Regions from separate parts of the Homo sapiens genome. Here region 1 is linked to region 2. Evidence: chromatin contacts called from ENCODE Hi-C data. All regions are on one chromosome and are shown on one strand. The core of a region is the stretch at or near the end of the contact, and the rest is flanking DNA. Distances in the headings are between cores, read along the strand shown.

Region 1 (3,012 bases), core at 509-3,008, 530 kb before region 2:
AAATCATAATGTGTCATATCCAGCAAAAATACTAATCAGAAATTCATACTTTTAAAAGAGCATAATAAAATGAGAAAGGGACTAAAAATTAATGAGCTAAGAATCTGCTGAAGAAGTTAGAAAAATAAATAATATAAACCCCAAAAGAAAAATCACAAAGGATAGGTTATATATTCAAAGGAAGTAGAAGGAAAAAATATAAGGTCTGCTAATATTAAGTTTTAGGAAAGCAGTGAGAAGCAAGAATTCTTGTACATTACTTCCGAAAGTGTTATTTGGAATAACCATTCAGGAAGAAAACTAGCTGAAGTGAAGTTAAAGATATGCATATCCTCATTTCCTCCTAAATCTGTTTACCTTACAGAAGTTTTGTGCTGTACATGAGGATGCATATACACAGATATACTTGTGCATATACAAATAATGCAACATTGTTTGTGACAGCAAAATAATTTGAAAATGTAATTGTCTTTAAATATGAGTGGAAAAATGAAAGTTCAGTCATGAAACAGAACATTATATAGCAGTTATAGCTAATAATATAGATCTATCAACATGGATAAATCTCTAAAAAATGATGTTGGGCAAAAACTCAAGATGCAAAAGGAAATGTACAATGCTGGTGAATCGTTTTTGCTTTTTGTAGATAATTAAGTATGTGACAAATGTTCAGGGTCATTGATGGGAATGGCACACACTTTCTTAAGGACAGTGGGTACACGTGGGGAGGTAGGGAGGACAGACTTCAGCTGAATTTGCTAAATTTCATTTCTATTTATTTTTTAACTCTGTAATGTAAATTAAATATGACAGAATAGATACAGGGTTGTTATATATCTATATCCTGTAGGATATTTTAAATTATTCAAAATTAAAATGTTTAATTTAAAAATATTTAAAAGGTATGCATAAATGTGTAACTATTAGAATGTTCATTGAGCATTGATTTTTTATTTTAAAAGAAACTAGAAAGAGCATAAATGTCTAATCATATGGAAATTATTCAATAAACTGTAGTACGTTAATAGAATAAGATAATAATCATGCATTAAAATAATATAGTTAAATAATACTTGATAACATAAAATATGTTAAAAATAAAATAATAAAAAATAGATTAAGATAACTGAGTACTATATTATTCTATTACTATACTATTCTAACACTATTAGAATAGTACTATAGTATTCTTCATGACATGTTTGTATATACGCATATCTACACACATGCAAAACCATGTGGAAATAGTTATAGAAGGAAAGTGATCTGTTTCCTCAGGATCGAGGGCTTTTTCAGGACACAGGACTTTCAATGCCAAAACCACGAAAGTCTCAGGTAACTGAGACAGTTGACCACCCTATCCGGAAGATGCTGCATAAAGAATGAAAACGAGCAAAGTAAAATTTTAACTCAAAATATGGCACAAGATGCAGTTGGAATTCCCTTACTGTGTGTGGGGAAACTAGCTATAATTTCTGCAAGTTGAGAACATAAAAAGGCTAGTTCTGGTGTTACCTGATAAGAACAGATAGAGTTTCTCATCAATTTTGTGAGCATAGCTGGACAGGTCAGAGAATATCAGAGCTGGAAAAGACACATCTTTTCACAACTCCTCTCTTTAGAGATTAAAAAACCAAAAAGTATGTAAAACAGTAGTTTACAACAACTGGTAATTTAGCCCTCAGGAAACAAGTGGCGATGTCTGGAGACATTTTTTATTTTCACAGTTGAGGGTGCTACTGGCATCGCACTGGAAGAGGTCAGTAATGCTCCTAAGCATTCTAGAATACAGAGAACAGTTTCTCACAACAAAGAATTACCTAGCCCAGAATGTCAATAGAACTAAGGTTGAGATACCTGGTTTAAGACATTTCCCCATTGATATCACAACTAGATCCTGCCAAAGAAGTTTCCATTGTCCTGACCTTGTTCAGCATTCTTGTCACTATGTAAATTTGGAGGGCTGTTCTCTAAATGTCAAGCATAAAATGGACCTTTCGATTATTTCATTTCTTCCTGGATATAGTTTATATATACCACTCTCCACTTACACTTCTTCATTCTTTTGGGTATATTTGTATCACTCTCCTGAGTTAATCCATTCTAGACAAATATTATTCTTAAAAAACAGCCATCCATCAAGTCTGAAAAAAAATAAAACCTCGTCTGAAAAACAAATTGGTTGCAATTGTAGATTCATCTGGTTCCTTGATATATATCTGTAATGCTGATTTAGTACTTCTGATAAGCATTTCCCCAACTGCATCTTTTTAGCAGCATTAGAAATAATGGCTAAAAGAAATGAGTCTTTTCATTTGCAGTATCTACATTTGGAGAGTATTTTAAATCAAATTGATTGCTAGGATATTTGTAATGTCCAAATGTTTGATTGCTTTGCTGTGTACCATACAGAAAAGTAGTAACACAGAGGCATGCCATTAAACAGCCTTGTTGTTTTCTTTCTTTTTCTTTTCTTTTCTTTAGTTTTATGAAGCTGCAATTAATAGAAGTAATTTAGCAGCTGTTAGGAGAAACTGCCTAGGATAGTTTGTGTATGTATCCAGTGCTAGAGAATTTTTGCTCTGTTGTAGATCTTTATCTATACTTAGTTGTGTTTAGGATTTATGACAAAGCCGTGTGTTAATATCTCGATTATCATTCTGGTAAGAGAGGAAGCATCGTAGTTTCCTCTTAAGAGAGAATAATAACCTAGAGAGATAAGGAATATGACCTTGAAGTGTTTTTGTTCATGCATCAAGACTCAGTTCATGCATAAGTATGCTGAGGGAGTAATCAAGGTGGCTGTTTCTGTCTTCCGTGACTGCTGGGTGTTATTACCCAAATCAAGCACATTAAAGACATTGTGGAGGACATAGGAAAAGAAATGAGACTTTAAGTATATGCCTAAAAGGTATTTTTAACTTAAGAGTCTGTCTAACAGGGAATCATTTTTCTTTTGAGGAGCAATGGATGGTCAATATCAGTTATTTGCCAGAATGTAAGTTAAAAAGA
Region 2 (2,858 bases), core at 227-2,726:
ACAAGGGTTGATGAAAAAAAATTTCTAAGGAACAATGAAATAAATGTCTTACATATTTTCAACTATTCTGTAACATTTAACTGCTTATACATTTTGACTATACAATAGCACCATGTTAGCATTTTATTATTTTAAAAAATCACAATAATGTTTCTCAAAGTTTCATCTGAAAAGTGCCACTAGGACACCAGAAAATCTTCAATGGCAGGTTTTGACGTTTTCTTGTTTTTTAATTTCAAAGAAACTATAAGAAAATGCTTTTTTAAATTATAATAAAAATATCTGAATCATAAAACCAGTCTTTCCACTTAAAATGAGCTCATTTTTAGTCATCCAATAAAATATCATGTAACGAAAACTCATTTTAATTCCCCTTAAAACTGCATTTACGTTAGTAAACAACATTTTTTTTCTTACAGAGAAATTGTATCTATAGTATATTATAACACAATGTTGAACACAAGATCTTGCTAACATGTTATACTGGAATTTTATTGTTATAGGATTGAAGGTGCTTTCAAAAACTATCTGGTATAGACTTTAACTTCCAAAATAAAGTCACTAAATTTCAATTTCCAAAGTGAATTCTATAGAACACAAGTGCCACTGTTTTGTTTTGTTTTGTTTTAACATGTTTTGTGTTTTGGGGGTTTTTCAGTACAAAGGATAATTTCCAGGGGCAACTAAGTTTAGGAAATTCTTTGTTAATATTAAACAGGCTCAAAACTGATCTTCTTCAAACAACATATTCTTCTAAAATATCATTTATACTATATAATGTGACTGAATTTCTAGCCTCAGAAGGTTTACATAGGGATTAAATTCACATTTTGAGGAAAATAGCCTTCCTTGTCTGGAAAAATCACGTGGCAGGTGCAGTGTCAAGGACATCCCTGAGGCATAGCCAAAGTCTCCTTCCGCAATTTTCTTCCAAAGCACTGAAAGACATTAACAACTGCCACCACAGAAGGCCTTCTCCAATCCTTATGTGTGAGCTTAATTCTTAATTTTCGTTCAGAGAATTGAATTTAAAATCATATCAATCGATTAACTTACATCTTTTAATTTAAAACAATGTCATATACTATAGTATTACTATTATCATTTTGAGTTGTAAATTATTCAGGAGGGAATTGCTAAAGCCTCCTGGGATTTTTTTTAATAAGTAATTAAATTGCACTAAGACAAAAAATATCTAATCTTTATTTTAAACTACAAAGTGAATCATGACAATAATCTTTGAACAACCAAAGTGCTGTTTGTTGGACAGGTGAAAAATTAGAGAAAATCATTTGTCTTCCATACCATAGAAACATGTTATTTGTAGAGTTAAATATACATTGTCTCAAATGTTCTTTCACTCACTTCCATGCCTCAAAAGCATGACTTTTGTACATAACAACACTCATCAGTTGATTATCAACAACCGCTTACATGAAACCACAGTGCAAAAAATGTGGTTACAAACTACCAAGACAAAAAATGAAAAGAAAAAAACGCTTCCTATTTTTCAGCTTTATAAAAGGTGAAAGGGTGTGGTTAACAAAATAATGTACTTTAAAATAGCCAGAGTAGTGCTGAGACAACTAAACTCATCAAAGTTTGTTTGAGAATATGTTGTAATATCTTTTTAAATGAATATTTTCTAAAATAAGGTGTTTTATTACATGAAGAGTTGAGCCTAGGGCATCACATGTGAGAATTAAAAGTTGCCATATAATTTCTGAAGCCCTCATCCTACCTAGAAGAGCGAAAAGCACCAATCAACTAGAAGAAAAATTACAGTCTGATCAATTGGAAGAGGTAAATTGAGAAAACAGAAAATTCATAGTTAAATTTTGAGCAGATATTTTAAAAAGAAGAAAGGGCTCTAAAGAGAGAAAAGAAGAGAAGAGAAAACAAGAGGAAAAATGCAAAGAGAACAGAAAACTATAATAAAGGGATTAAAAATAGATTTATATCAAATGTGTTTAATTATTTTCCCTTCCCCCCCAAAAACACTATTTTGAAAGGAAAGTTAGCTAACGAATGGAAAATACAAAGTGTGACCACCCAAAAAATACAGAATTGAAACTTTAGTATCACCAAACTAGCTCTTTTGCTTCTCAATAATATGCCATGCCCAGCATCTCTAGTACCTGATCTGCCATTTTATCTGCTATCTGATTCCATGACTCACCTCTTGCTCCTTCTACCACTGCATGGTGGTATCCACAGTGGAGCACACTGGTTTCAGAACACTAGAAGTACAGCTTTAGGAGCAGAAGATTCCTAGTCTACAGGCAGTATAGGGAGAAAACGAGAATTCTGTACTCTCCAGTGTAGTAATTAATTCAGTCAAGGATCATCAACGGATGCTAAAACCTTGAACTCAAAGTATTGCTCCACAGATAGCTTATCAATTAAAAAGTAGAAAGTTTACCTTTACAATGAAGAAGTCTGGCAGTAACTATCCTAATCAAGTGACTAAACTCAGTATCACCGACAATGGAGCAACCTGTCATTCACCTGTGTACTCTTTCTGCCAGAAATACTTTAACCTAAATCTAACTATGAGAAAACAATTAAACAAATACAAAATTTGGAACACTTTTTATTACAAGTGACCTAGACTCTTCAGAAAAAAATAATAGCATGAAAAGCAAAAAAAAAAAAAAAAAAAGAGTGGGAAACTATTCTGTAAAAAGAGATGAAAGATCTCAAACTCAAATGCTATACATAATCCTAGACTGGTTGCTACAAAGAAAAACAATACAGCTATAAGTGACATTTGGTGACAGTTATGGAAATTTAAATATAGAGGTTATATTAGGTGATGGTTTGGATTATTATTATTAGTTTTTTTAGGTACGAAAAGA

Evidence for each region. Hi-C counts contacts between places; a loop is a spot of excess contacts on that map. Pooled maps may share reads with other maps.
Region 1: a map with no recorded cell type shows a loop between it and region 2 (2.2-fold over the local background). The contact joins the promoter of LINC02392 here to the enhancer-like site in region 2. A Hi-C loop is called at or near these places in 3 of 37 single-sample maps with no recorded cell type and 9 of 50 pooled maps.

What each region holds. Positions count from the first base shown.
Region 1 is chr12:90,292,064-90,295,075 of GRCh38, reverse strand. LINC02392 (long intergenic non-protein coding RNA 2392) reads right to left here and starts at 1,758. Exons shown (of 3, transcript NR_135018.1): 1 at 1,516-1,758.
Region 2 is chr12:89,759,554-89,762,411 of GRCh38, reverse strand. All of the region lies in intron 2 of LOC107984543 (a long non-coding RNA gene), which reads right to left. Among named protein-coding and RNA genes, the nearest start is that of ATP2B1-AS1, 52 kb to the right of the region's middle. Within about 2 kb of position 1,476, at least 4 of the 41 ENCODE cell types and tissues checked have a DNase peak (open chromatin) inside an H3K27ac peak, as active enhancers do.